Linked DNA regions of Homo sapiens: regions 1, 2, 3, 4, 6 and 7 are each linked to region 5. Evidence: chromatin contacts called from ENCODE Hi-C or POLR2A ChIA-PET data. All regions are on one chromosome and are shown on one strand. The core of a region is the stretch at or near the end of the contact, and the rest is flanking DNA. Distances in the headings are between cores, read along the strand shown. Region 1 holds the start of ACTL10 (actin like 10). Region 2 holds the start of EDEM2 (ER degradation enhancing alpha-mannosidase like protein 2). Region 3 holds the start of CHMP4B (charged multivesicular body protein 4B). Region 4 overlaps CBFA2T2 (CBFA2/RUNX1 partner transcriptional co-repressor 2). Region 5 holds the start of DYNLRB1 (dynein light chain roadblock-type 1). Region 6 holds the start of CEP250 (centrosomal protein 250). Region 7 holds the start of PXMP4 (peroxisomal membrane protein 4).

What was found. A loop is a pair of places that touch in the nucleus more often than their neighbours do. ChIA-PET counts read pairs that join two places held with the same protein, here RNA polymerase II (POLR2A). Pooled maps may share reads with other maps.
Region 1: a loop to region 5 is called in a map of CD4-positive, alpha-beta T cell, with 10 times the contacts of the local background. The contact joins the promoter of ACTL10 here to the promoter of DYNLRB1 in region 5. A Hi-C loop is called at or near these places in 1 of 168 maps with a recorded cell type or tissue (CD4-positive, alpha-beta T cell) and 1 of 50 pooled maps. POLR2A ChIA-PET finds 5 or more read pairs at or near these places in 1 of 52 experiments (IMR-90).
Region 2: a map of naive thymus-derived CD4-positive, alpha-beta T cell shows a loop between it and region 5 (11-fold over the local background). The contact joins the promoter of EDEM2 here to the promoter of DYNLRB1 in region 5. A Hi-C loop is called at or near these places in 1 of 168 maps with a recorded cell type or tissue (naive thymus-derived CD4-positive, alpha-beta T cell), 1 of 37 single-sample maps with no recorded cell type and 7 of 50 pooled maps.
Region 3: a loop to region 5 is called in a map of naive thymus-derived CD4-positive, alpha-beta T cell, with 13 times the contacts of the local background. The contact joins the promoter of CHMP4B here to the promoter of DYNLRB1 in region 5. A Hi-C loop is called at or near these places in 1 of 168 maps with a recorded cell type or tissue (naive thymus-derived CD4-positive, alpha-beta T cell) and 9 of 50 pooled maps. POLR2A ChIA-PET finds 5 or more read pairs at or near these places in 1 of 52 experiments (activated CD4-positive, alpha-beta T cell).
Region 4: a loop to region 5 is called in a map of CD4-positive, alpha-beta memory T cell, with 11 times the contacts of the local background. The contact joins the enhancer-like site here to the promoter of DYNLRB1 in region 5. A Hi-C loop is called at or near these places in 1 of 168 maps with a recorded cell type or tissue (CD4-positive, alpha-beta memory T cell) and 5 of 50 pooled maps. POLR2A ChIA-PET finds 5 or more read pairs at or near these places in 2 of 52 experiments (GM12878 and naive thymus-derived CD8-positive, alpha-beta T cell).
Region 6: a pooled map shows a loop between it and region 5 (19-fold over the local background). The contact joins the promoter of CEP250 here to the promoter of DYNLRB1 in region 5. A Hi-C loop is called at or near these places in 5 of 50 pooled maps. POLR2A ChIA-PET finds 5 or more read pairs at or near these places in 2 of 52 experiments (CD4-positive, alpha-beta T cell and H1).
Region 7: a pooled map shows a loop between it and region 5 (6-fold over the local background). The contact joins the promoter of PXMP4 here to the promoter of DYNLRB1 in region 5. A Hi-C loop is called at or near these places in 6 of 50 pooled maps.

The regions. Positions count from the first base shown.
Region 1 is chr20:33,664,321-33,668,566 of GRCh38, forward strand. ACTL10 (actin like 10) reads left to right here and starts at 2,623. Exons shown (of 1, transcript NM_001024675.2): 1 at 2,623-4,205. The coding sequence starts at 3,178. The coding sequence ends at 3,915. All of the region lies in intron 5 of NECAB3 (N-terminal EF-hand calcium binding protein 3), which reads right to left. RefSeq lists enhancers at 1-465, 2,316-2,535, 3,346-3,425 and a silencer at 2,666-2,995.
Region 2 is chr20:35,145,074-35,148,788 of GRCh38, forward strand. It overlaps EDEM2 (ER degradation enhancing alpha-mannosidase like protein 2), which reads right to left and starts at 2,263. Exons shown (of 11, transcript NM_018217.3): 1 at 2,079-2,263; 2 at 1,752-1,862. The coding sequence starts at 2,185. It overlaps MMP24-AS1-EDEM2 (MMP24-AS1-EDEM2 readthrough), which reads right to left. Exons shown (of 15, transcript NM_001355008.2): 6 at 1,752-1,862. The coding sequence starts at 1,846. RefSeq lists enhancers at 1,445-2,048, 2,297-2,426.
Region 3 is chr20:33,808,532-33,812,690 of GRCh38, forward strand. It overlaps CHMP4B (charged multivesicular body protein 4B), which reads left to right and starts at 2,817. Exons shown (of 5, transcript NM_176812.5): 1 at 2,817-3,127. The coding sequence starts at 2,938. It overlaps ZNF341-AS1 (ZNF341 antisense RNA 1), which reads right to left and starts at 2,568. Exons shown (of 4, transcript NR_110623.1): 1 at 2,509-2,568. RefSeq lists enhancers at 2,492-2,786, 2,526-2,605, 3,372-4,159, 4,041-4,110 and a silencer at 2,666-2,945.
Region 4 is chr20:33,552,240-33,556,456 of GRCh38, forward strand. All of the region lies in intron 1 of CBFA2T2 (CBFA2/RUNX1 partner transcriptional co-repressor 2), which reads left to right. Among named protein-coding and RNA genes, the nearest start is that of CBFA2T2, 64 kb to the left of the region's middle. RefSeq lists an enhancer at 2,941-3,100. Within about 2 kb of position 2,877, at least 13 of the 41 ENCODE cell types and tissues checked have a DNase peak (open chromatin) inside an H3K27ac peak, as active enhancers do; they include GM12878, where a contact is called at or near this core.
Region 5 is chr20:34,515,120-34,519,082 of GRCh38, forward strand. DYNLRB1 (dynein light chain roadblock-type 1) reads left to right here and starts at 1,303. Exons shown (of 4, transcript NM_014183.4): 1 at 1,303-1,342. The coding sequence starts at 1,340. RefSeq lists enhancers at 325-384, 495-734, 1,123-1,988, 1,655-1,834 and a silencer at 1,195-1,304.
Region 6 is chr20:35,454,314-35,458,018 of GRCh38, forward strand. It overlaps CEP250 (centrosomal protein 250), which reads left to right and starts at 1,285. Exons shown (of 35, transcript NM_007186.6): 1 at 1,285-1,438. It also overlaps a transcript of GDF5 not described here. RefSeq lists enhancers at 220-269, 530-679 and a silencer at 700-1,079.
Region 7 is chr20:33,718,664-33,722,817 of GRCh38, forward strand. It overlaps PXMP4 (peroxisomal membrane protein 4), which reads right to left and starts at 1,647. Exons shown (of 4, transcript NM_007238.5): 1 at 1,432-1,647. The coding sequence starts at 1,544. RefSeq lists an enhancer at 1,194-1,243.

The DNA.
Region 1 (4,246 bases), core at 1,373-3,872, 850 kb before region 5:
CAGCCAGGATGGCAGTCAGCTGGGGCAAGGCCTGAGACGTGGATTCTGCCTGGGGACGCACCCAGGAGAAGCTGGAAGCCCTGGGCCTCTCTCTGGCCCCTCACTCCTACACATTGTGCTTGGTAACCCCAAAGCATTCAGGCCCCCCAGTCTTCCCCAAGGCACCTGTCTCCCAACCTACCCTGTCCCATCTCCTTCCCCACGTGACAAAGACTAATTCCAAACCACTTACCTGTCTAGGGCAGCTCACTCCCCTGCTCATAAGCTTTCAACAGGTCTCCATTACCAACAGGGAAAAAGCCCACAGCTTCAGTCTCACTCCCCAAATCACTTAGAAGAAGCCCTGCCACACTTTCTGTGGGCGGGATCCTGCTGCTGCTTCTCCTCACTCTCCCGGGTCCCAAATCCAGCTCCACACCCAATGCCACCCCTGGCCTGCCAAACCTGCAGCCCGCCTTCCTGCCACACTCTGGTGACCAACCTCAGGATGCCCTCTTTTGGGGGCAGATGCAGCAGGACTGAAGTCCCAGCTCACTACAGCCATCAGCCCAGCTTCTGCTGAAGATGCACTTTTGTCACCGCCACCAGGATGAACATCTCCTCCACCTTGCCTGCACCAGGCTGGAGGCTGCAAGAGCTATAACATCACTCCTGCTAATTGTGAGAACTGACTCTTCCCTACCATCCACATGGTTACAATCAGGGTAACCATGTTCTTCCATGGGGCTGCACCTCCTGCCCATACAGTGATTGGCCCAAGCTGGTCCTGTCAGCCCCTCCCCCTAGGACTGTGATTCAGGAGCTGTAAGAGACCATGTTCTCTACTTGAACATGCACAGGCTAAGCCAGCCTTCAGAATAAAAACACAATGCAGGCCAAGCGCAGTGGATCACGCCTGTAAACCCAGCACTTTGGGAGGCTGAGGCAGGCAGATCACGAGGTCAGGAGATCGAGACCATCCTGGCTAACACGGTGAAACCCCGTCTCTACTAAAAATACAAAAAACTAGCCAGGCATCATGGCGGGCGCCTGTAGTCCCAGCTACTCGGGAGACTAAGGCAGGGGAATTGAACCCAGGAGGCAGAGGTTGCAGTGAGCTGAGATCACACCACTGCACTCCAGCCTGGGCAAGAGAGCGAGACTCCATCTCAAAAAACAAACAACACAATGCAGTGCACATCCTGGGTTCCCCACAGCCCCGCAGTCAGATTCTGTTCCTGAAACCTGATTTCACCCTTGCTCTTGATATCCATAACATGTAAGATCCTTTCAATAAAGTCCTTATTTTGGGTTACATTCACCTGAGTCTTCTACCTGCAACCAAACTGGTCCTCAGGAGGATGAGGCTTTGCAGAGACAAGAAGTGACCTCTTTCCTGTGTGGGGGGATTATTACTACCTTTTGGAGGAGAAAACCGAACCCAGAGAAAGATCAAGACTTGCTTAGGACTGCACAGTGAGTCAGCTTCAGAACTGAGTCTTGCTGGGTGCGGTGGCTCACACCTGTAATCCTAGCACTTTGGGAGTCCAAGGCAGGTGGATCACCTGAGGTCAGGAGTTCGAGACCAGCCTGGCCAACGTGGCGAAACCCTGTCTCCACTAAAAATACAAAAATTAGCCGCGTATGGTGGTGCATGCCTGTAGTCCCAGCTACTCAGGAGGCTGAGGCAGGAGAATCACTTGAACTCGGAAGGCAGAGGTTGCACTGAGCTGAGATTGCAACGCTGCACGCCCAGCCTGGGTGACCGAGACTCCGTCTCAAAAATAATAATAATAAAAAAAAGAACTGAGTCTCAAACTGAGGCCCACGTGAATCCATCCGTGGAAGCCCATAAAGGTAGGGCCAGAGCCTCTCGGGGGCTCTTCAGGGAAGCTGCAGATCTGTGATGAAAAAGCTTTTTCTTCAGCACTGGGAGGGGTAGGGGGCCACACATCTGGACAGAGTACATCAGATAATTCTAAGTGGTTTGGGAAAGGAATCAGACTGTGCTGGGCTGCTGAAGCCAGACCCCTGGATGCCAAAATCACTGCCCTTGGCTCTGTCCAGAAGAGAGGATGGGTCCAGGGAGTTGTCATAAGGTAGGGAGCTGCGAAGTGCAGCTGCTGGGGAGTGAGGTCACAATGAGCCCAATCCAAGTTCTTTTCTGCCTTCTGACCAGCCCCTCCCCTCTCCACAACCAGGAACTTCCGTCAAGCCCAGGTGAGAGGTGCCAGGAGGCTGCCTGGGTCCTCAAGGGGGATATATGTCCAAATGGCCTTACCACAAGGCCCCTTCGCCCTCAAAGTTCTGCTCCTCCCGGGGGCTTCTTAGGATCTAAAAGGATCAGTCCTAGCCATCTCGTCAGCCATCTCAGCAAGGGCTGACGGGGCGGAACAGCAAAGCAGAGGCGGGTCCTGAGAGCGTGGAGCCTGAAGCCCGGCGCCAGAGGGAGACCAAGAGGGTGAGATGCGGCTGGAACCCAGCCAGAGCGGAGACTGAAGCCTGAACTAGGGGCCGGGCCTCAGGCCTAGGAACTAGCCACGAGCTGAAAAGGAGGCGGATGGCCCGGACAGAAGAGGCGGGGCTTTCAGACCAGAGGGCGGAGCCAAGAGCTGAAAAGGGTGGTGATTTGGTCCAGAAGAGGAAGAACTTAGGCTCCGGAGGCAGAGCCAAAGGCTGAAGGGGACTACTCCCTAGGACAGAGGCCGGGAGGTATCGGGCCGACGAAGCCGAGTGGCGCGGAGGAGCGGAGCCTTCAGCCCCGCGGCTGGGCCGAGCCCGAAGGTGGCGTCGGTGTCGGGGAGCCGCCGCGTGCACCGGCCGTCCTCCCTGGGCCGCATCGCGGTGGTGGTGGACCAGGGCTCGGGCTTCACCAAGGCGGGCTTCGCGGGCGAGAACCAGCCGCGCATAGTGCTGAAGAGCTCTAGCTTGGTGCCCAGCTGGGACCGGCCGGTGCTGCCCGGAGCGCCGGGCTGCGAGCTGGCGGGCGGCGTGGCGCGGGCGCACCCCATCAAGCACGGCGTGGTGGCGGACTGGGAGGCGCTGGAAGGGCTGTGGGAGCGCCTGCTGGTGGGCGGCCTGCGGGTGTGCCCAGAGCAGTGGCCCGTGCTGGTGAGCGACTCGCCGTTGGCGCCGCCCGCGGGCCGCGAAAGGGTGGCGGAGCTGCTGTTCGAGACCCTGGCAGTGCCCGCGTGCCACATGGCTAGCACCGCGTTGCTGGCGCTCTGCTCCACCGGCGCGTTCAGCGGGCTGGCCGTGGAGGCGGGCGCGGGCGTGTGCCACGCCACGCCCATCTACGCGGGTCACTCGTGGCACCAGGCCACCTTCCGACTGAACGTGGCAGGCAGCACCCTGTCGCGCTACCTGCGGGATCTGCTGGTGGCGGCGAACCCTGACCTCTTGCAGCAGGCCCTGCCCCGCAAGGCCATCACACATCTCAAGAAGCGCAGCTGCTACGTGTCCCTGGACTTCGAGGGCGACCTCCGCGACCCCGCCCGCCACCATCCGGCCAGTTTCAGCGTGGGTAACGGGTGCTGCGTCTGCCTCAGCAGTGAGCGCTTCCGCTGCCCCGAACCCATCTTCCAGCCGGGCCTGCTGGGCCAGGCTGAGCAGGGGCTGCCCGCGCTGGCCTTCCGGGCGCTGCAGAAGATGCCCAAAACGCTGCGGACACGCCTGGCAGACACCGTGGTGCTAGCCGGCGGCTCCACACTGTTTCCTGGCTTCGCCGAGCGCCTGGACAAGGAGCTGGAGGCGCAGTGCCGGCGGCACGGCTACGCGGCCCTGCGGCCCCACCTGGTGGCCAAGCATGGGCGTGGCATGGCTGTGTGGACCGGCGGCTCCATGGTGGCCTCCCTGCACTCCTTCCAGCGCCGCTGGATAACTCGGGCCATGTACCAGGAGTGTGGCTCCAGGCTGCTGTACGATGTGTTCAACTGAGTCAGGCTGGACTGGGGGGGGTGGCACTGCGTTGGGGGACAGCTCTCTATCTAAAGAGTCAAGTGTTTGGAGCTGGCAGGGTCCTCCTGGAGGTTGGAGCTGACTGGATGGGTCACCCCCATACCCTTTCTGGGCCAGGAGAAGGTATTTGGGACCCATGGGACCCTCATTTTGAACTGCAGTTTGAATCTCCCCAACCACTGCCAGTTCAGAGAATGCCAGTCCAGCTGCCTACCCACAGGGCCCTACTTTATGGCAATAAAGGTGATGCCCCACTTGTGTCCATGCCACAGATATGGGAGTTCCTCCAAACCCTCGTCATGTACCATTT
Region 2 (3,715 bases), core at 1,013-3,512, 630 kb after region 5:
ATGGCTGCCCTAGATCTGATCCCCCTAAAACTAAATGAGGCAAAGTAATGCCTCTGCCTGTCCCACTTACAGTCACAACAGAGAAACCACAGTGAAAATCGCAGGTATTCTCTGACCCACTTAATGCACCTGGGAGGGTTGGCTGATGTAGCTCAATTGTAATTAAATACATCACCTATAGTCTGGCATTCTCCTCTACCATTGGGAGGCAGTATAAGATTGCAGCTTAAAGCACAGGCCTTTCACCAATTTTCACCTCTAGGAATTTAATTCACAGTGAACAGCTGTTTGAGAGTGTTCATGGCAGTATTGCTTAGAACAGCAAGAGGCTGGAAAGAACCCAACTGTCCACCCATTAATGGGTGATTAAACTGTGTTATAAACAGTGCAAAACTATGAGTTATCAAAAAGATTGTTATCAAGACTTCTATGTGCTGATGGAAAGACATTCGAATTGTTTTTAATGAAAAAGTCAGGGTGGTTTAGTATGTTTCCATCTGTTTCAAAAAGACATGCTGACAGAAAGCAGACAGCAATTGTTAGGGTCAGTGGTGGTGCAGGGATGAACTATAAAGGGCCACAAGGGAACTTTTTAAAGTGACAGAAGTGTTTCATATCTTGACTGTGATGGTGGTCACTTCAAACGAGTGTAGGCTGGGCACAGTGGCTCATGCCTGTAATCCGCCAGCACTTTGGGAGGCCTAGGTGGGTGGATCACCTGAGGTCAGGAGTTCAAGACCAGCCTGGCCAAATGACAAAACCCCGTCTCCACAAAAAAATTAGCCGGGTGTGGTGGTGGGCTCCTGTAATCCCAACTACTTGGGAGGCTGAGGCAGGAGAATCGCTTGAAGCCAGGAGGCGGAGTTTGAAGTGAGCCAAGATCACGCCATTGCACTCCAGCCTGGGTAACAAGAGCGAAACTCCATCTCAAAAAAAAAAAAAAAAAAAAAAGAGTGTATTTTATTATATGTAAATTATGCCTTTAAGAAGTTCATTTTAAAAAGATACACATACACACATCTATATATATAATGGTATAAACCAAGAATATTTCTGGACAGATACAAAGGAAAGTTAATAGTTGGAATTCTAGGGTATGGGAGATATTTATTGTATATAATCTTTTACCACTTGAATTTGCCATTTGTATTTACTTTGTTTCAACTTAAAAAAATAAAAACCATCACAAGTTTTGAGTTTAATTTCTCCCGACCTTAGCACATTCGTGTGTAAAACAGGGATAATGGCACCTAACTCGTAGGGGTATTAAGATACTGAGCTGAGATCTGAATGACAAGCAGCAGCCAGTGATGGGAGGAAAATGGGGAGTGTATTTCAGGCACGGGGCACACCAACTACAAAGACTTAAGTTTTAGGAGTGTCACACTCCTTCCTGGATCTGAATGCCCACCTACATAATGAAAGGGGTGGGTTTTCTAATTCTTGGAGCCCTTCCACGGTATCTCGTTACTCCAGAAATTGCCTATGTCCCCACAGCTGATGCCTGTTACTGCTGGGGCTGAGCTCAGCGATCCAGCCCACCCGGCTAATCCAGGACTTTTTTTTTCACTGCGAGAGGCTAAGTGGATCCTGGAGGTGATAGTAAGAATTGCGGGGAGCGCGGCTCTAGCTCAGCTGGGAGCTTTCTGGTGCCGGTGAGGAGACCATGAAGCCACCAGCCCCAGCTGACCCGCCCGCCGAGGCCCAGAGAGTCAGACCCTGGCCGCCCCTTGCCCCTCCGCTCGCACTACCTGCCCCAGGTGTCGTGCCCGTCACAGGTGAGAGGTCGCAGCTCATCGAAGGGAAAGGCATTCTCCAGGTAGCTGTCGTAGGCGTGGTAGAACATGGCCTTGACTCGCTCCCTGGGTGGGGGACGAGAAATCAGGCATGGGGCAAGAACACAAAAACAAGCGGGGGAAGAACAAGATACAGGGCGGAAAGTGGGAATCACTAGCTGATTTCTCCCTGGGACCTAGCGGCTGTGTCGGAGCAAGTCGGGGTCTGGGATGGACGGAAAGGGAAAGGACCGGGTTCACGCTTCCCATTCCCCAACTGCGAAAGGGCGGGTCACAGTTCACCTGTAGTGGGCGGGATCTGGCGCGGAGCCGTCGGGACCTGGCGCACCATGGTGCTGAGGCAGCAGCGCGCACAGGAGGCCGAGCGGGATGAGCAGCCGGAAAGGCATAGAGCTCGTGTCCTCTCAGCGCCCCCGCAGCAGCAGCAGCCACTGCAACCAGTTCATCCTGGGAGCTGCTGCGGGTTCTTCCGGGAATCCGCGCCACTGCGCCTGCGCGCTGAGAAATCAGCCTCTCACTTCCGGACTACAAGCCCCTGAATGCAATGGGCAGCGAAACGCGGCCGAAGAGCAACTTCGGATGTACGGTTTCGGCAACACTGATCAACGTGTCTTAAAGTCAGTGGCTGTTGTTACTACTGTTATTAATTAATGTTTTAATAATAACAGCTAGCATGTATTGAGCACTTATTGTGTACTAGTACTGTACGGAGCATTTAAAATGCATTCTCTCATTCATTTTTTTCAACAACCTTATTAAGTATGAAGGCAGGGTAAGCATGAGAAATGTTCAGCCTTTACCATTATTACCTAGCAGGACAAGCCGCAGACAAAACTCCTCAGACACCGGGTTAAAGAAGGAAGGAGCTTTATTCGGCCGGGAGCGTCAGCTGACTCACTTCTCAAAAACGGAGCTCCCCGAGTGAGCAATTCCTGTCCCTTTTAAGAGCTTACAACTCTAAGGGGGTCCGCGTGAGAGGGTCGTGATTGATTGAGCAAGCAGGGGGTACGTGACTGATTACCGGTGCACCGGTAATCAGAACGGAACAGAACAGGACAGGGATTTTCACAATGCTTTTCCATACAATGTCTGGAATCTATAGATAATATAACCGGTTAGGTCAGGAGGGGTCGATCTTTAATTACCAGGCCTGGAATGCATCGCCGGGCTGTCTGACTACTGATTTCACTTCTGTCTTTCTTTTAACTCCTACATTTTCTTTGAGGCAGAAATTGGGCATAAGACAATATGAGGGGTGGTCTGCTCCCTTATTTAGGGATATTGAGTTTCCCAAACCAGTTACTTGTTGATTGTATAAGACACAACTCACATTTATTTGTCCAAAACTTCCACTCTTTTTTTTTTAAAACCTCTTGCATTTTCCGATGCTGTCACTCTTGAGGTTTCCTGAAATCCCGTCAGTTCTAGGAATTCATGACACTTCTCTCCTCCCAATTTGGGATGTGGTTACACAATCATGGTCCCTTCAGTCTCCATCTCAAACCGGAAGCTTTACCCCTGTCAGCCCTGTAGAATGTCTTGGGTAAGAATGAATACCCTGGTTGGGCGCGGTGGCTCACGCCTGTAATCCCAACACTTTGGGAGGTTGAGGTGCGTGGATCACCTGAGGTTAAGAGATAGAGACCAACCTGGCCAACATGGTGAAACCCCGTCTTTACTAAAAATACAAAAATTAGCCAGGGGTGGTGGCGGGTGCCTGTAAATCCCGGCTACTCGGAAGGCTGAGGCCGGAGAATCGCTTGAAACCGGAAGGCGGAGGTTGCAGTGAGCGAGGATCGCGCCACTCCACTCCAGCCTGGGCAAAACAGCAAAACTCCATATCAAAAAAAAAAAAAAAAAAAAAAAAAAAAAGACAAATGACTACCCTGGGGCACTATAGCTTTCAGGAGGTTTGTGAT
Region 3 (4,159 bases), core at 1,567-4,066, 710 kb before region 5:
TATCTGAGGATTGAATTCCATAATTTTGTCCTTTAATGTCTGTGCAATTTGAAACACTCGGCAAATTTTGATAACACCCATATTGCTGGTTCTGTTTCTGTTTCTCCTTCATTTTCCTCTTTCTTTGTAGATGACTTGACAAGTTCTTCCAATTCCACATTTGTTAACACTTCCCAGTGGCCTTCAATATGATCTTCCACTTCTTCATCAAGCATGTCCCCAAATCCTTCTCCACCAACTTGTCTTGCTGTAGCCTCTCCAGTAATATTTATTTATTTATTTGTGACAGGGTCTCACTCTGTCACCCAGGCTCGAGTGCAGTGGTGAGATCACAGCTCACTGCAGTTTCAAACTCCCAGGCTCAGATGATCTTCATGGCTCAGTCTCCTGAGCAGCTGGGACTATAGGCCTGTGCCATCATGCCCAGCTAAATTTTGTATTTTTTGTAGGGATGGGGTTTCGCCATGTTGCCCAGGCTGGCCTCAACTCCTGGGCTCAAGCGATCCACCTGCCTTGGTCTCCCAAAATGCTGGAATTACAGGCGTGAGTCACCGCACCCAACCTCCAGTAACTTTTTTTTTTTTTTTTGACACGGAGCCTCGCTCTGTTGCCCAGGCTGGAGTGCAGTGGTGCCATCTCGGCTCACTGCCAGCTCTGCCTCCCGGGTTCACGCCATTCTCCTGCCTCAGCCTCCTGAGTAGCTGGGACTACAGGCGCGTGCCACCATGCCTGGCTAATTTTTTTGTATTTTTAGTAGAGATGGAGTTTCACCGTGTTAGCCAGGATGATCTTGATCTCCTGACCTCGTGATCCGCCCGCCTCGGCCTCCCAAAGTCCTGGGATTACAGGCATGAGCCACCGCGCCCGGCCTTTTTTTTTTTTTTTTTTTTGACACGGAGTCTCTCTCTGTCGCCCAGGCTGGAGTGCAGTGGCGCAATCTCGGCTCACTGCAAGCTCTGCCTCCTGGGTTCACGCCATTCTCCTGCCTCAGCCTCCAGAGTAGCTGGGACTACAGGCACCCGCCGCCACCATGCCAGGCTAATTTTTTGTATTTTTAGTAGAGACGGGGTTTCACCTTGTTAGCCAGGATGGTCTCGATCTCCTGACCTCGTGATCCGCCCGCCTTGGCCTCCCAAAGTGCTGGGATTACAGGCGTGAGCCACCGCGCCCGGCTCCAGTAATTTTTTTTTTCTTTTTGAGACAGAATTTTGCTCTTTTCGCCCAGGCTGGAGTGCAATAGCACGATTTCAGTTTACTGCAACCTCTGCCTCTCAGGTTCAAGTGATTCTCCTGCCTCAGCCTCCCAAGTAGCTGGGATTACAGGCGTGCGCCACCACGCCCAGCTAATTTTTTTATTTTTATTTTTTATTTTTAGTAGAGATGGGGTTTCACCACGTTGGCCAGGCTGGTCTCAAACTCCTGACCTCAGGTGATCCATCCGCCTAGGCCTGCCAGAGTGCTGAGATTACAGGTGTGAGCCACTGTGCCCAGCCCATCCAGTAATTTTTATATTTTGCAGTCTAAACCTATTCCTAAGTCAGTGCAACCATCCATTACTTTCAGTAAGTGGCTTGGTGCCACTGGTTTTAGGAGATTCCTTGCTGAAGCCTTTATACAGGCTCAATGCTTTCTGGGGGGTAACAGGTTGCTGTCAGTTGGAACACATTTTTTGTTCGTGTCTTCCACGTATAAGCTTAATGCTTTTTCTTTTCTTTTGTAAAAAAATTTATTTTCTTTTTTTCCCCTGTAAGTAAGGATACAACTTAATGCCTTTTCTATCTTAACTAAGCACTTATCACACACTGTGGCTGTAACTTTTGCAGTTTGAGGTACGACAGCAAAACCAGCATGAATTTCTTTTTCCTCTTTCACAATTCTAGGGCTAGAAGATTCGTTCTTACTGCAGACCTCAGTAAGCTCAGCATACGATTTTTTTTCTTAAGCTCAGAACTTCCACATTTACATTTAAAGGAAGCACTTTACAGCTTCATTTTGGCATATCCAAACTGCCAGCATTACTACTCTTGCACTTTGGGGCCATTATATAGTAAAATGAGGGTTACTCGAACCAAAGCACTGCAACACCGTGGCAGTCCATCTGATAACTCCTAAGCTGGTAAGTAACTAACAGATGGTAGAGGTATGTTGGACAAAGGGATGATTCACATTGCAGGTAGGATGGAACAGGATAGCACGAGATTTCATTAGGCCAATGGAAATTAAAAACTTATGAACTGTTTATTTCTGGAATTTTCTATTTAATACTGTCAGACCTTAGCTGGCCAAGTGAAACTACTCAAAGTAAAATCTCAGATAAGGGGGACACTACCGTACTTAACTGGAGAAGATACTGCTTTGCTTCTGTGACCACAGAATTGACAGGTTGAAATTGGAAACAACTGTTGCCTTCACGCTTTTAAGACAACTTCACATGAATATACATGTGAAGTTCAAGCATGGCAGTATCCCATACTAGCAATAAATTTTTGAGCAGTGTTGCACACTTACTGTCATTTCTCTTACTGTTCTGCCACTCCTACAGAGCGCAGGCCAAGGAGACTACATTTCCCAGAATGCCACACGCCCTTTGACCCCAGCTACAGCAAAAGACGCGCCGGGGAGCGCCTGAAGCCGGAAGACTATAGCTTCCCGGCATGCAGCACGCTTCCCCCTATTAGATTTGAGGCGCGGCCGGCGCGTTGCCCACTGGGAGTTGTAGTCAGTGGCGCGTTGCCCTGACGCCTGCCGGGCCGGGCGTGGGGGCCTGTGGGAGGTGGCGCGGCCGGGCCCAGCTGCGGGGCGGAGGCGGAGGCGGAGGAGAGGCCTGCGGCGGCAGGGAGCGGCGGGACTGGGAGCGGGCGCCGGAGCCGACCCGAGCCGAGCCGAGCCGAGCCGAGCCGGAGCGGGCGGCGAAGGCCGGCGCGGCGAGCAGCAACCATGTCGGTGTTCGGGAAGCTGTTCGGGGCTGGAGGGGGTAAGGCCGGCAAGGGCGGCCCGACCCCCCAGGAGGCCATCCAGCGGCTGCGGGACACGGAAGAGATGTTAAGCAAGAAACAGGAGTTCCTGGAGAAGAAAATCGAGCAGGAGCTGACGGCCGCCAAGAAGCACGGCACCAAAAACAAGCGCGGTGAGGCTGCCCGGCCCCTTCAGACTTGCCACGGGCTCCCCCCAGGCTCCCCGGGCCCGGACTTCACCTTCATCAGACTCGCCTCGGGGTCTGGTCTGACCCTGGAACTCTCCGGGTCAGACTTCTTGCCGGGTCTGGGACCCCCTCCCCGACTCCCTTCAATGTCTCCCCGATCCCTGGACTTTTCCATCGTCAGACTTATTCTGCCCTCTCCCCTCAGCCTCTCTCCACCCCGCCAGGTCCCTTCAGACCCCAATCTCACAGCACTTTCCTCCGCCCTCACTCTGTCCCTTTCTCTTCCGCCTTTTCCTTCTCGCCTCACCCACCTGCCTAGCTACTGCCCCTGCCTCCTCCTCGGCTCATTTCTGCCCCCATCCTAGCATTTCTGTGCTTCCTGGTCCTACCTGTGCCCTCTCCCGACTCCTCGGTGGAATCTGTGAGCTGCCCCTTGGCCTCTCCCCTGTCCTCTTGTCTCAGAATTCTCGTTGAAAAGCCTCCTTGCTGGAGAGAAAAGGGGACTGGGGGAGATGAGACCCCCGATTCCTGCTCTATTCACTTGCTGAGTGAACTTGAGCAAGTTGCTTTCCCTTTGAGGCCTCAGTTTCCCCATCCGTCAGCCAGAGTTCGGCCTCTGTTGAGGCCTAAGGTGTTTTCCAGCGTTGTGATTCACTTTTTGTTGCCTCGTAGCTTGACCTTACCAAAGTTTCCCGTGGCGCAAGCCTTCACCCCATGACTCACCGCTTCCCCATCCGTCTGAACCAGAAATAGAGACTCCCGACTGCTCCCCAGTCCCCACTACTAGGATTCAGGGCCCCAGTATTGAATCTTGAGGCACTGCTTACTTTACTTCCTGTTGTCGTATGGCTTTCTGGGCATTCCAAGTGCTTTGTGTTTTTCTTAAGTGAGATGAATGTGAAAATGCTTTAAAACTGTAAAGCAGTTTAGAAATGTTTGCTTTTTCTTGTTATGGCCATGTGAGAGTGAATCACAGAACGACATCCCTTCCCCTTGAGAGGGGTTTAGGATTGAGGT
Region 4 (4,217 bases), core at 1,627-4,126, 960 kb before region 5:
TTTTCAGGTTATTTGACTTAACAATGATGTTATGAGACTACATGGAAGAATAATTGGATCTTGAGCTGTTTAAACATGTGCTAAATAGAAAGAAACAAAGCTTCAGAGGACCTCAGGTGACACCTGGTCCTGTCTTCTGATTTTTGACAGATGAGAGTTTTAGGGATTTAGATAATTGGCTTAGTAATTGAATCAGTGAAACAGCTACTCCAGGCTCTTTCTGCTGAATTGTAAGGGGAAATCAGTGTCTCTTGAAATGTTTGCTGTAAAAAAAAGGAAGACACTATTTTCTGATCAGTTGTACATTTCAAATTCTAAACATTTTTTTGAGCATTGTTAAACACTGTCAAGCCGTGTGGATGTGAAGGTGAATAAGACAGAATAGTGAATAAGATAGCCTTTGTTGTCACAGGAGTTTGCAAGATTATCTAACATTTAGGAAGTGAGACAAATGGGCTTATGCTGTCCCCTGCACCCCAGCAAATGTGTGAAATGTCCCCTTGCTTGTCACTCCACTTCATCGTCCTTCTGCACGTTTAATGCTGTCCATACATGCTGACTTCCTCCTGCTTCTTTCTGCTAGTCATACCTTTTACCATCTCAGGGTTCCTATATTATTCTGTTCCCTCTGCCTGAAATACTTCTGAATATTCTTCATCTCCACCCCATCCCCCTTTTTAACCTGATCTACTTCTCCTCTGTCAAATTTCATTTCATCAGAGATTATGTCTATATAGCACACCCCTTAACTCTAGTCCCTGCTGTGAAGCTCATAGTTCTGGTTTTTTTCTTTATAGCACTTAGTATATATTATTATGTTTGTTTGTATGATAATTACATTACTTTTCTCAATAGACTGTAAGCTCCCTGAGAGCAGAGACTATTTTTCTTTACTGTGTCTCCTGCACTTAGTGTAACCTCAGTAGGTGTTTGAGTATTAGAACTTTTTTTTGTAAAGCTACGTTGTTGCTATAAATCAGAGTTTAGTTTATGTTTTTTGTTTTAGAGGGAGTTTCACTCTGTTACCCAGGCGGGAGTGCAATGGTGCACAGTCTTGGCTCACTGCAGCCTCCACCTCCCGGGTTCAAGCAGTTCTCCTGTCTCAGCCTCCCGAGTAGCTGGGACTACAGGTGCACGCCACTACGCCTGGCTAATTTTTTGTGTGTATTTTTAGTAGAGACATGGTTTCACCATATTGGTCAGGCTGGTCTCGAACTCCTGACCTCAAGTAATCTACCAGCCTCAGCCTCCCAAAGTGCTGGGATTACAGGCGTGAGCCACCATGCCCAGCCAGAGTTTAGTTTTTTGTAAAGGGTCATATAGTGACCGTTTTTGGCTTTGTGGGCCACACGATCTCTGTCCCAACCCTGCTAATGCGGCAGGAAAGCAGCCATAGATAGACAATATGTAAAGGAATGGGCATGGTCCTTTTCCAGTGAAACTTTGTTTACTAAAACGCTAAGCAGGCTATAAGTTTGCTGACTTCTACTATAAATCATCATCCCCTGATCTTGTTGGACTTGAAAGCCCTTGTTATGCAATCTTGCAAATCCCCTCTTAGGGTTTTTTGAAAAATGATTTTATTTTTGTATGGTAGATGTTAAAGAGGTGATTTTTAAAAAGTCTGATCTTAAAGTAATGTAAAATACAATCTTAAATATATTAATTATATATTTTTAGTTTCTCCAGTTTACTAGTAGGCATATGCTTTTGTTAACTTTACATTTGTATTTAAGTAAAACATGATTCTTGATATTGATGTTAAAATAAAAAGATTGGTTTGGTTTTGGGATAGATTAAAATGTAGATTGAAATTTTACAATGCGTTTCATTTTCAAAAAAGACTATTTTTGCAACCTGATGCTTGAAATACCATATAATATTATTTTGTTCTTAAGTGACAGATGAAGAAACATTCCAGGTTGCTGTTTGCAGAACTTCTGTGCAAGTAAGGAGTTATTACAATGAAAAGCAAATTCACTATAAGCACCAGTGTTTATTTTTCTTACTTTTTTCTTTTTTTTTTTTTTTTTCAGACAGTGTTGCTCTGTCACCCAAGCTGGAGTGCAGAGGCATGATCTCAGCTCACTGCAGCCTTCGCCTCCTGGGTTCAAGTGATTCTCCTGCCTCAGTCTCCTGAGTGGGATTACAGGCTTGTGCCACCTGGCCCAGCTAGGTTTTGTATTTTTAGTAGAGACGGGGTTTCACCATGTTGACCAGGCTGTTCTCGAACTCCTGACCTCAAGTGATCTGCCCACCTCAGCCTCCTAAATTGCTGGGGTTACAGGGGTGAGCCACTGCGCCCGGCCTATTTTTCTTTTTTCTTTTCTTTTCTTTTCTTTCCTTTTCCTTTTTCTTTTCTTTTTTTTTTTTTTTTTTTTTTTGAGATGGAGTTTCGCTTTTGTTGTCCAGGTTGGAGTGCAGTGGAGTGATCTCAGCCTCCCAAATTGCTGGGGTTACAGGTGTGAGCCACTGCGCCTGGCTGTTTTTCTTTTTTAACGTTGTTTGAAAGTCTAGAATCATTTTTATGTGCTAGATGAGAGATTTGATCTGATAAATCAAACTCAGATGTCTGCATCTCAAGTGTATTTGTAGAATTATTTTTCTGTTTTCTATTAATTTAGATTGAATGTCAGAGTACCCATTATAGGTATTAAAATGAATATTACATAAGAAAAAATAACAACTTAAAAATGTTCAGAATTGTTTAAATAAAAACTTTAGACAGACATTTAGCAGAATTTAGGTGAGCATTAAAGGATTCAGGCAGCATTCAAAACTGGAAGAAGTTCAGAGAGCTCTGCTTTAGAAGCAGGCTTTTATAGGCTGAACGCTGTAGCAAAGTAAAGGAATTACTTGATTGGCTGTAGCTAGGCACTTGCCTTATTTGGATATGATCCAGTGGAAAGTCCCTAGTTAGAGGTTTGTTTTTGATTGGTTAAGCTTAAGTTTCATTTTATGTTTACATTGGGCTTCAGTTTGCTTACTAGGCACTGGAGCCAGCTGTCTCAGCCTAATGGCTGCCCAATTTAAAAAAAAAAAAACATTAAAATGGCATGTAGTTGTCATCATCAGAGTAAGAAACCAAAGAAGAGACCGTCATGAATGGGATCATTAGATCATGGACTGACACACATGTTCACTTAATACCCACAAGAGTGTCTTCACACTTTTTTGTCATGGATGGGACTTGTTTTCTGTTTTTTGTTTTGTTTTGTTTTTGATACAGTAAAATACTTAGGAGTTCTTGCAACTTTCTATAAGTTGTTTACATTTTACTCCAATTGCTTTATCATTGTGTGTATTTTGGAGGTACAGTTTTTTTCCTGAACCACTCTGAAAGTGGAAATATGCCCTTTTATCCCTAAATACTTAAATGCATATTTCCTGAAATCAAAGGCATTTTCTTACATAACCACACATAACCACAGTACAATTATCAAAATCAGAAAATGTAATAATGATACCATACTATTAACCTGATTCACAGACTATATTCAGGTTTTATAAATTATTTCAATAATGTCTTTTATAGCTCTTATACCTCAATCCAATTCAGTCTGTCATCACACACTGAATTTAACTGGCATGTCTCTTTCTTCCTTGCCTTTCCCCTTTCCTCTTTCCTTTTTTCTTCTTTCTTAGAGACAGGGTCTCATTCTGGTGCCCAGGCTAGGGTGCAGTGGTGCAATAATGGCTCACTGCAGCCTTGACCTCCTGGACTCAGGCAATCCCCCAACCTCAGCCTCCTGAATACTTGGGAATATAGGCACATGCCATTATGCCTGGCTAATTTTTTTTACTTTTTGTAGAGATGGAGTCTCACTACGTTGCTCCGGCTGGTCTCGAACTCCTTACCTTAAGTAAGCCACCTTCCTTGGCCTCCCAAAGTTTTGGGATTACAAATGTGAGCCACTGCGGCTCTTTAATTTTTCTTATTCTAAAACAGTTCTTCAGCCTGCCTGCCTCCTCTTCTCCCCTCCTGGTACTTTTCTTTTCTTGACCATTCCAATTTTGAATACAGACCAGTTGTTCTGTACTTAGTTTGGGTTTCGTTGCCGTTACCTTATGATTACATTAATGTTACGAATTTCAGGCTGGAATACTATAGAAGGGATGTATTCTCCTTAATGCCTCATTTAAGGAGGCACATAATCAGTGTGTCTCAATATTAGTGATTGGTTAATCATTGTATTAAGGTCATGTCTGCCAGGTTA
Region 5 (3,963 bases), core at 53-2,552:
TGGTTACGGTGGTGTCTGCTAGGTTTCTTCGCAGTAAAGTCAATCCTCTTAACATGCAGACACTCCTGGAAGGAGAACCAAATCCTTCCTCACTGAAGAGCAGCTACTGTGGAATGAAACTTTGGAGTTAGATCATCGTTGAATCCAGCAAGCTACAGTGCCTGGGAGAAACAGCATTTATAAAGTATCGAGGTTACCGATACTTCCCTGAAGCTACCGGAGATAACGTTATGTGCGTGTTCAGCACAGTAATGTGGCACAGGGTTCACTAAACGGCAGCATGTTTTAACAGAAGTTATTTACTCCTAGAGGACCCAGAAACGTTTGCGGCCTGCCGGAACAGGACAACATAGGGCTCTGGGAAGAGTCCCCCTTTCAGAGGTGAGAACAAGACAGAACACACAGATGTGAAGTGCCTTCTGCTAGGTAACGCGAGGCGGGGCTGAGCTCGGATTCTAAAGACTCCCAGGCCAGCCCTAACCAATTCATCTCCGAGCTTGCACGGCATCTTACCCGGAGACTCGAGGTACCTGACTCCAGCCCCACCCCAGGCCTGCCCGATCCCGAAGCGCATTTTGGCCCTGGGCCTCTCTCTGGCTCAGTCTGGGCGCAAAGCGGGTCTCAGCAACCGTCCCACTTGCCTTCATACCCTCCCACCACGCTCCACTCAGGGACTCCAGAACCAGCTTAGACCTCCATTGAGAGCTGAAAGCCTCTTCCGATACCGAGAACCAGCACTGAAAGCCTCTTCCGATACCGAGAACCAGCATGGTTTTTGTTTTGTTTTGTTTTAGTCAGGGTCTCTTGCTCTGTCGCCCAGGCTGGGGTGCAGTGGCGCAATCTCGGCTCACTGCAGCCTCGAACTCCTGGTCAGGCGATCCTCCTACCTCAGCCTCTGGAGTAACTGGAACTACACGAGCGCGCCACCACGCCCGGCTAATTTTGTTTATTTTTTAGTAGAGAAGGGGTCTCTCCATGTTGCCCAGGCTGGTCTCGAACTCTTGGGCTCAAGCAATCCTTCCGACTCGGCCTCCCAAAGTGCTGGAATTACAGGCGTAAGCCACCGCGTCCAGCCAGAACCAGCATCTTTTCTGCACGGCTGGAGTTGGGAATTTTCCACAGCTTAGCGCACTGCTCCTTAGCTTTTCGCTTTGCCACAGTGGAAAGCAGATTTTCCAAGAATCCTGGCGGAGCCAAGATCGGCTCGCCCGCCCCCGCCTCACGCTGGCTCCTGATAGGCAGCTAGAGCTGTCCGTTTTGACAGAAACCTTTGCGCAGGCGCAGAAAGGCACAGGACTCGCTAAGTGTTCGCTACGCGGGGCTACCGGATCGGTCGGAAATGGTGAGCGTGCGCCGGGGTCTTGTGGCTGGCGGCCGCCCACCACCCCACGCCAGGCCTTCAGTCTTCCGAGGATGAGGGGATCTCAGAGCTCCGGACAGGGAATCGGTGGTGGCTGGGCGTGGCCGGGCCCGGGCCCCAGCCGACTTGAGGGTGGAACCCGGCGGCGGAGGCCTCTAAAGCCTGACCGAGGCGGGGCCGCCGGATCCCGCTGCCCCTTGACCGGAAGCGGGAGCCCAGCCTCGGCCAGGAAGAGATGATGGGCGAGGGGTGGGCGGCGGCCCTGCAGCCTAGAGTTTTGGGGCCTTGGTGCGCGATGGCAACCCTGGCAACGTTTCCCGGGAGCTCAGTTTGTGGCAGGCTCTGCCAAGCACTTTATGTATCTTGTATTTCCTCCGCCTCCTCCCAGCTCTGTGAGGTAGATACAATCTTTAGTCCCATTTTGTTATACATATCTGTTATTCAGCGCCCCGAGAAGCCAAGTGCTTTGCCCCAGGAAATAGTGGAGATGGATTTGAACCCTAGAAGCTTGACGGCCGCCACTCTGTCGGCGTGGTTCTTTCTAGCCGCTGGGACTGGGTGCCAGAGTCAGGAACGGGCGGGGTCTGCTCTTGGGGATCCCAAAGCTTGCTTTCTACCTTGCTTGCTGCAGCTGTGGGTTCTCAACGCCGTTACAGGTTTTGTGTTTGTAATCCTCACAGCTTGGGCAAAATTTGAAAAAGTTTCAAATTTTAAGCCATGTGAATATATTACTTTTTCAAAAATCTTATTTAGAAATCTAGAGCTTGTAATAAAAAAATTGAAAAAAGAAACCGTGTCATCACCTAGAGGCAACCACTTACAGTAGTCATATGACTTCTAGTCTTTTTTGCTTGTTTTTGGTTTATACAGTTTAGCCCCTATTGAATGTGCAATTGTGGGTTCTGTGTTTTTCATTATTACACCACAATATCTCCACATCATTACAAACATGTAATAATGCTTCAAATATGTATAACTTCATTTTTCACATCACTTCTTAAGCTGTAAAAAAAATTGATATATAATAGTTGTACACATTTATGTTGTAGATATACATGTAATATTTTGATACATGCATATGATGTGTAATGATCAAATCAGGCTATATTTATTATAGAATATCCATCACCTTAAACATTCATTATTTCTTTTTTTTTTTTTTTTTTTGAGATGGAGTGTGTCTCTGTCGCTCAGGCTGGAGTGCAGTGGCACCATCTTAGTTCACTGCCACCTCCGCCTCCCAGGTTCAAGTGATTCTCCCGCCTCAGCCTCCCGAGTAGCTGGGACTACAGGCGCCCACCACCACGCCCAGCTAATTTTTTGTATTTTTAGTAGAGACGGGGTTTCACCGTGTTAGTCCGCCTCAACACGGTGGTCTCGATCTCCTGACCTCGTGATCTGCTCGCCTCAGCCTCCCAAAGTGCTGGGATTACAGGCGTGAGCCACCACGCCTGGCCCACATTTTCTTTATCCATTTACCTATTGATGGACGCTAATTCCATAATTTAGCTATTATGAATAGTGCTGCAATATGAACATGAGGATGTAGGGATGCCTTTGATGTACTAATTTCCGTTCCTTTGAATAAATACCCAGTAGTGGTATTGCTGATTTATGGTAGGTTTTTTTTTTCGTTTTTGTTGTTGTTTTTGTTTTGTTTTGTTTTTTCGATGCCTTTGTCGAAAATCAGTTGGCCGTAAATAAGTGGATTTATTTCTGGGTCCTCTATTCTATTCCATTGGTCTGTGTTTTATACCAATACCATGCTCTTTTGGTTACTATACCTTTCTGGTATATTTTGAAATCAGGTAGTGTGATACCTCAAGCTTTGTTCTTTTCGTCCAGGCTTCTTTTGGCTTTTCTGAGTCTTTTGTGGTTCCATACGAATTTTAGGATTGTTTACAGGTAATACTTGCACACAGTAAAAAAATAAATGATGTAAAAGGATCTAAGTGAAAAATAAAATTCCCACTCTCCTAACCCCCAGTCTCAGTCTCTCCTCCTTTAGAAACAACCATTGTTAGTTTCTTTTTTTTTTTTTCTTGCAAACTTGACCCTCCTGGGCTCAAGTGATCCTCCTGCCTTAATTCCCCAAGTATCTGGGACTACTGGTGCACGCCACCACACCCTGCTAATTTTTTTGTATTTTTTTTTTGTAGAGTTGGGGTTTTGCCATGTTGCCCAGGCTGGTCTTGAACTCCTGGGCTCAAGTGATTCACCCACGTTGGCCTCCCAAAGTGTTAGGATTACAGGCGTGAGCCACCACACCCAGCTGTTAGTTTCTTATGCATCTATACAAGCACTTATATGGCCCCCCTTTTTCTTACTTAAACTGTAGCTTTCTAGAACCTGTATTATGCTACTCCGTGGTTATACTCATAAAAGCAATGCAAATTTAGATGCCTAGTTTAACTTTTTTTTTTTTTCTTTTGAAACAGAGTCTTGCCCTTTCGCCCAGGCTGGAGTGCAGTGGTGTGATCTGAGCTCACTGCAACCTCTGCCTCCCGGGTTCGAGTGATTCTCCTGCCTCAGCCTCCGGAGTAGCTGGGACTGCAGGAGCATGCCACCATGCCTGGCTAATTTTTCTATTTTTGGTAGAGACA
Region 6 (3,705 bases), core at 35-2,534, 940 kb after region 5:
CGTGGTGGCGGGCGCCTGTAGTCCCAGCTACTCGGGAGGCTGAGGCAGGAGAATTACTTGAACCTGGGAGGCAGAGGTTGCAGTGAGCCGAGATCGTGCCAATGCACTCCAGCCTGGCGACAGAGCAAGACTCCATTTCAAAAAAAAAAAAAAAAATTTATACACAAAATGCTACAGGAATAACGCATGGGTCCTATTGGGAAGAAAAAGTTCTCTAGAAGTCAGGCTTAAGCAGAACTGCAGCTCCGGGACGGATTAAGTCAGGTAAAGGTAACACTCTGTGCAGAGACATGCAGACAAAACCGAGTGTTGAGTAAGTAACTCGCCTGTAAGTGTTATGCTGCCTGAAGCTTCTCGGAGCGTCTGAGCAGCAAGGTGAACAACCCTCAGAAACCGGTCGCGCTGCCAGTATTATCGCTAACCAGTGGCAGCGAGCCCCTTTGTTTCTCGGCAGTTGTAATTGTAGTCTGGTTTGTAGGTGGAGCTGTGCGCAGGCGCACCTAGAACCAGGTGACCTTGCACATGCGCTGTATGTAACACTGAAGCCAAAAGCGAAATGATTGAGGGCAATTTTTCTTTTCTGCTTCCGAAATGTCCCTTTCGCGAATCCAGAGACCCTGACCGTCCCCATTTCTGGCTAGGGATCTTATAATTCTTAAAATAATACCCCCTTTCCTTCAGGGCCTCTCTAGTAAGTCGGCTGCCAATACCCAACATGGCGGGAGGCCCTGCGCCGGCTCAGTCTGCCTATAGGTGCAGGACTTGGAGGGGCGGGCCCCTCCCAAAGGGCGGGAGTTTGGGGGGGCGGGGCCTGGCCCTCTGCCTCGGGGTGGGCTCCGCCCCCGTCCCCCGCAGGGCCTTAGCAGCGGCTGCCGCAGCTCAATCGCGGAGCAACTAGCCGGGCGTCTGCGGGAGCCGAGCGTGGTGAGGTGGGGCCTCAGGGGCAGGTGGGAGGTGCTCGGGTTAACCGTCCGAGGCCCGGAGACCCGCCCGTCTAGGGCGCCTGAGGGAATCCCGTTCGGGCAGCGGCCTCTTGTTACCCGGGAGGAACCCGAGGCCCAGAGAGGGGCTGGGACGCGTCGTTAGGGCCCGGGGCCCGCTTGCCTCAGCTTCTTGCTGCCGCCAGCACGCTAAGCTCCAGTCGGCGCCGAAGGAGAGCTTCCCGACCCTCGTGTCCAGTAGCCGCAATCCCAGGCTGGGAGGGTGAGGCGCCGCGCTCTGCCGCCCCCCCGCCCCTCGCTCCCTGTGTCCTGGCGGATTTGCACGTAATCTATCCGAAAGCCCAGTCCCACCCGCCACCCGACTCTGGAGCTCCCATTCTTCAGGACCCTGCTGAAGTATCGCTTCTCAGCCGCCTTCTCCAGGCGCAGCTGCATTCGCTTCTCGGTTTTTGCACTCGCTGTGCACCGAGTTACTTTCCCGGCCCCTCGTTGACACCGTAAGCTCGTTCGTTAGATGTTATGCCTTGCCTTTTTCATCTCTAGATCCCAGGGCCTAGCACGTGATGATAATAGTCATGGCTTACTGTACGGAATGATCACAAATTGTCAGGTGCTACTGAATGCATTACACATAAGGGCCCATTTATTTATTTATTTAGAGACGGAGTTTCGCGCTTGTTGCCCAGGCTGGAGTGCAATGGCGCGATCTCGGCTCACCTCAACCTCCGCCTCCCGGGTTCAAGCGATTCTCCTGCCTCAGCCTCCCAAGTAGCTGGGATTGCAGGCATGCGCCACCACACCCGGCTAATTTTATGTTTTTAGTAGAGACGGGGTTTCTCCATGTTGGTCAGGCTGATCTCGAACTCCCGACCTCAGGTGATCCGCCCGCTTCGGCCTCCCAAAGTGCTGGGATTACAGGCGTGAGCCACCGCGCTCAGCCAAAGGCCTATTTAATCTTCCCAACAATCCTATGGGGTGAGTTCTTTCTATAGCTTCACGTTTTACCCATGAAGAAACTGAGGTATTCATAGAAAAAGTAATTTGCCAGGAGTCCCACAACTAATAAGTGGATGGAGCTGGGAAACTGTCCCCAGGGCATTTGATGACTTGACTAGATTGCCTTTGGGTTTAATCAACGTCTGTTGAATTGATCTTTACTTTGGCCCTGGGAGTTATTGGAGGCTAGGCTTGTGATCAGTATTTTACCGCGAAGGCTTAGAAAGGAGAACTGGTCCCAGATTTATAGAGGTCACAACAAAACCAAGGCTACTGGTACGCCCTCTGTTCCTTTAGTTCTTCTATCTTTCTTTGCTCCTTTTCGATCAGAAAGCTGCAGACATAGGTGTCATTATCGCTCACTATTTAAGAAGTGCCCCTCACAGAGCTGTGAGTTCGTAGTCCATGCTTTAACTAATGTAATGTTCATGCTTTAACAGCTAATGTAATGGAGAGAGTGTAGAATTTGGAATCAGATTGGGGTTCAGTCATTGCTCTGCCACTGACCAAGCTATAAGTTATATGCCTCCCCCCACTTTTTTTTTTTTTTTTGAGACCTGGTCTCAGTCACCCAGGCTGGAGTGCAGTGGTGCGATCTGGGTTCACTGGAACATCCTGTCTCCCAGGTTCAGGCGATTCTCCCGCCTCAGCCTCCTGAGTAGCTGGGATTACAGGCGCCCGCCACCGTGCCTGGCTAATTTTTGTATTTCTAGGAGAGATGGGGTTTTGCCATGTTGGCCAAGCTGGTCTCGAACTCCTGGCCTCAAATGATCTGCCCAACTCAGCCTCCCAAAGTGCTGGGATTACAGTTGTGAGCCACCACACCCAGCCTGTTTTTTTGCTTTTTATATAGGTAATAGAGCTGTTAGCATTTTGCAAGACCATTGGTGATAATATGGATCATGTTACCTAATGTCCTATAATAGTCAGTAATAATGGGCACTTGTTATAAACCAGGCTGTGTTTTAGGTAGGAGCTGGGAATACAGCATTCGATAAAACAATGCTTTTGCACTTGTGGAATTTGCATTTTGGTAAGTATATTACATAATAATTAGATAGGGACAGAAAAAGCATGGTAAGGTAAATAAAAGTACTAGTGTTATGTGGAGAGGTGATAGTATTTTATTTATTTATTTATTTGAGCATCTTGTCCCAGGCTGGAGTGCAGTGGCGTGATCACAGCTCACTGCAGCCTCGAACTCCTTGGCTCAAGCAGCCCTCCCACCTTAACTTCCCAAGTAGCTGGGACTACAGGTGAATGCCACACAGCCAGCAATTTTTTTTTTTTTAATAGAGATGGGAATCTCCCTGTGTTGCCCAGGCTGGTCTTGAACTCCTGGCCTCAAGAGATCCTCCCACCTTGGTGAAACTCTGTCTCTACTAAAAATACAAAAAAATTAGCTGGTCGTGGTGGCACATGCTTGTAATCCCAGCTACTCAGGAGGCTGAGACATGAGAATTGCCTGAACCGGGGAGGCAGAGGTTGCAGTGAGCTGAGATCATGCCAGTGCACTACAGCCTGGGTAACAGAGCCAGATCCTGTCTCAAAAACAAAACAAAACACTGGATGAGATTACCTTGGAAATTAATGGAGATGGAGAAGAGGTCTGAAGCCTTGAGGTTTCCAAACTTTAGATACTGGGGAGATGAGAAAAGGCAGCAAAGGAGACTGAGTGGGAGAGGCCAGAGGTTGGAAGAGAGCAACAGAGAGGCCCCACATGAGATTTAAATAAGGAGCTGCATGCTAATTTGTTTTTTTCAGGAGT
Region 7 (4,154 bases), core at 397-2,896, 800 kb before region 5:
TGCCAGGCATCCTTGGGTTTGAATCCCGGCTCCAACCGTGACCAAGTGCTGTGGCCACGAGCAATGGGTCTACCTCTGAGCTACAGCCTTTTCATCTGGAAAATGGGGACAATGGCAATTCTGATCTTGCACACTTATTCATTCATTCAATAAATATTTCAGAAACTACTAAATACCAGGTGCTAGTAATACACCAAGGAACAAAATAGATAAAGTTATGGCCTCATGAAACTTTCTTTTTTTTCCTTTTGAGATGGAGTTTCACTCTGTCACCCAGGCTGGAGTGCAGTGGCACAATCTCAGCTCACTGCAACCTCCACCTCCTGGGTTCAAGCGGTTCTCCTGCCTCAGCCTCCCATGTAGCCGGGACTACAGGCATGTGACACTACACCCGGCTAATTTTTGTATTTTTGGTAGAAACGGGGTTTTGCCATGTTGGCCAGGCTAGTCTCGAACTCCTGACCTCAGATAATCCGCCTGCCTCGGCCTCCCAAAGTGCTAGGATTACAGGTGTGAGCCACCGTGGCCAGCCTGTGCTAAGCATTTCACACATATTGACTCAATCCTGATAGTATAAGTACTAGTACCATGCCCATTTTACAGATATTGAGGCTTAGAGAGGCTAAATGACTTCCTCCAGATCACACGGGTAGGTGGGGCCAGGGTTCAAGCCAAGGCATCCACATCCTTCCCACCATCCCACGTTGCCACTAGGATGCCAATTCTGGGGGACACAAACCACTTTCTCTGGTTTGTTCTCTGCTTTGTCCCCGGTTCTGGCACTGTAGGCCCTCAATAAATGGTGGCTGTTATGCACTAGGTTTAAAGGAGACTGAGCTCCCCTCTAGGCACCAGCCAGGGCAATGACCCCAAGACCTCTCTTGCAGGTAAGATGCCAGGATAGTTGCAGCTTCTTTTACATTCATTGTCACGTCCCAGGAGCCCCCTGAGCCGAACGGGACTTAGCGCTGGAGTCCTACAGGTGAGAAGTGAGAAGCAGGATGCAAGCCCATGGGCAAGCTTCATGGGGACAGAATAGACAGGAGGCATCCGCCTGCCAGCTAGAGGCCAGAGTCCAGTTCCCCATTGTGCAGATGGGGCCGTTGAGGCCCAAAGGCACACAGAGAGGTGAGGTGAACTGAACCCAAATGAGGGGATACAGAAGCTGGCATGGGAGGAGTCAAAGCAAGAGGGCCAGGCTGCAAAGGTTGGAAGACCCAGAAAATGTGCAGTGGGAGCCCCAGTTCAGAGCTGGGAAGGCGCGCAAGCCAAAATCCAGCTCCCATTGCACAGATGGTGACCTCCGAGACTTAGAGACACACGAGGACTGCTCCAGGGCAAACAGCACCGCGGCATCGGACTTCGAACTCGCGCCTCTGACCCCAGGCAGGACATCCCTCAGCCCCAGCCCGGCCCGACGGCCCCACTCACACAGCCCCGTTCCGGAAGCCCTTAAGCACGGCCAACGCAGCGTGGTAGCGGCGCTTGCGCAGCAGTGCGTTGACGACTACGAGCAGAGCCCTTAGCTGCGGCGGGGCTGCCATAGTGCGGGCTGCGCGCAGGGTCGGGGTTAGGAACTGTAAGCGCACTGACAGCCGGAGGTTCCAGCTGCGCGCCCACAGCCCCTCGGTAGCGCCGCCGACTCGTGGCGTCTATAGGCTGTTTCTGCGTCACTCATGCATGGAAGACCAATCAGAGAGCGTACTTGTCTCATGGGACAATAGCACTCATCGAAATAGTTGTCTGACTGGAAGAGAAAGGAAAGCTTGTAGCCAATCACAGTGGGCTCCGCCCAAGGTCACACACGATTTGTCCAATCAGAAGGCACTTTCCCTTGGGCCATGTTGGGTTCACGAGTGGGTTTGGAAGGAGGCGTGTACTTGGAAGGAGGGCTCCTGAATGAGGAGTGGCCCTGCTTAGAGATGGGATGGGCGACAGGTGATGATACAGGGAGGAGCAGGGCCCCATCTTTATGCGAGATAGTTCTGACTGGGATATCCTTTACCATAGCGATCTTCCCAGAGTGTCAGTCACATGGCCCCTCAATGGCTTCCATGTACGTATGTATGTTTTGAGATGCAGCCTCGCTCTGTCACCCAGGCTGGAGTGCAGTGGCGCGATCTCGGCTCACTGCAACCTCCACCCCCCAGGGTTCAAGCAGTTCTCCTGCCTCAGCCTCCTGAGTAGCTGGGACTACAGGCACCCACCACCATGCCTGGCAAATTTTTTTGTATTTTTAGTAGAGACGGGGTTTCACCATGTTGGCCAGGCTGCTCTCCTGACCTCAGGTGATCCACCTGCCTCGGCCTTCCAAAGTGCTGGGATTACAGGCGTGAACCCAGCCGGCGTCCACTTATTCTTAGAATCCAAACTCCTCCCCAAGGCCCAAGAGAGAAGACCTCCTGTGATCTGGTCCGTGCCTCTCCCTCTGACCCCACGTTCCAGCACTTGCCACCTCACTGCTTCCCAGCCAAACAGCCTCCTTTCTGTTCCTTGGGCCAAGAACCCTTCTACCTCAGGGCCTTTGCACTTGCTGGTTCCCTGCTTGATATTCGCCATCCTGGGCTCTTCCCATGATGGGCTTCTTCTCATCCTTCAGGTTTCAGCTCAAATGCCACTTCATCAGAGAGACTTTCTGAGACATCCAATTTGAAGTAGCACTGTCCACTCTGACTCATTACCCTGGCTCTTTTTTTTTTTTTTTTTTTTTTAGACTGAGTCTCGGATCTATCACCCAGGCTGGAGCGCAGTAGTGTGATCTCAGCTCACTTCAACTTCTGCCTCCCAGGTTCAAGGGATTCTTCTGCCTCAGCCTCCTGAGGAGCTAGGACTACAGGTGCATGCCACCACGCCCGGCTAATTTTTGTATTTTTAGTAAAGACGGGGTTTCACCATATTGGCCAGGCTAGTCCAAACTCCCGACCTTGTGATCCGCCCGCCTCGGCCTCCCAAAGTGCTGGAATTACAAATGTGAGCCATCGTGCCCGGCCACCCTGGTTCTTATGTGTTTTTTTTTTTTATAGAACTTTTGACACTTTAGACTTGTTTACTATGTGTTCATTGTCCATTGCCCTTATCAAACTGTAAATTCTATGAAGGAAGAAATCTTATTTGTCTTGTTTTCTGCTGTAACCCCAACACTAGGCACATGGTGGGTACTCAACACTTGCTTGTTTAAGCAACACATAGTTTTGGGTTGTCATCTCTGAGAGCATTGATGGGTGACATTAACATATGATGTCACTATGTGGAGTTGTCACTGAATAACAGCTACACACTGAGTGGTGGCTGTGACTTGTGAGGGTGTCCCCTGGTACTTGGGCCATATGGTATTTACCAGTGATGTTATTTGCTCAGTGTCAGGGGACAATTTCAGAGGTCAATGAAGGAGGGAGTTGTGCTGGGCCTATTTTGTCACTGAAACTGGGTTGTCCGGGATTTTTCTTTTGTGATGGTAGGCTACTTTATTCAGTTCATCCTTCCTCTGAAGATAATGACTATGTTAGATAATATATTAAAATATCCTCTTAAAAACACTGAAGTTCCTTGGCTGGGCACAGTGGCTCATGCCTGTAATCCCAGCACTTTGGGAAGCCGAGGCGGGCGGATCACTTGAAGCCAGGAGTTCGAGACCACCCCTGACCAACATGGTGAAACCCCGTCTCTAAAAAATTAAAAAACAAAAACAAAAACAAAAAAACACTGAAGCTCTGCCAGGTGCGGTAGGTAGCTCACGCCTGTAATCCCGGCACTTTGGGAAGCCAAGGTGGGTGGATCTCTTGAGCCCAGGAGTTCAAGACCAGCCTGGGCAACATGGCGAAAACCCATCTCTACTAAAAATACAAAAATTAGCCAGGCCTGGTGGCACACACCTGTAGTCCCAACTACAGGTGCGGGAGGATCACCTGAGCCTGGAGAGGTCAACACTGCGGTGAGCGGTGATCACGCCACTGGACTCCAGCCTGGGTGACTGAGACCCTGTGTCAAACTGAAGTGCTTAAAAGTATGAGGAATGTGGCCGGGCACGGTGGCTCACGCCTTTAATCCCAGCACTTTGGGAGGGTGAGGTGGGTGGGTCACCTGGGGTCGGAGTTCGAGACGAGCCTGACCAACACAGAGAAATCCTGTCTCTACTAAAAATACAAAATTAGCCG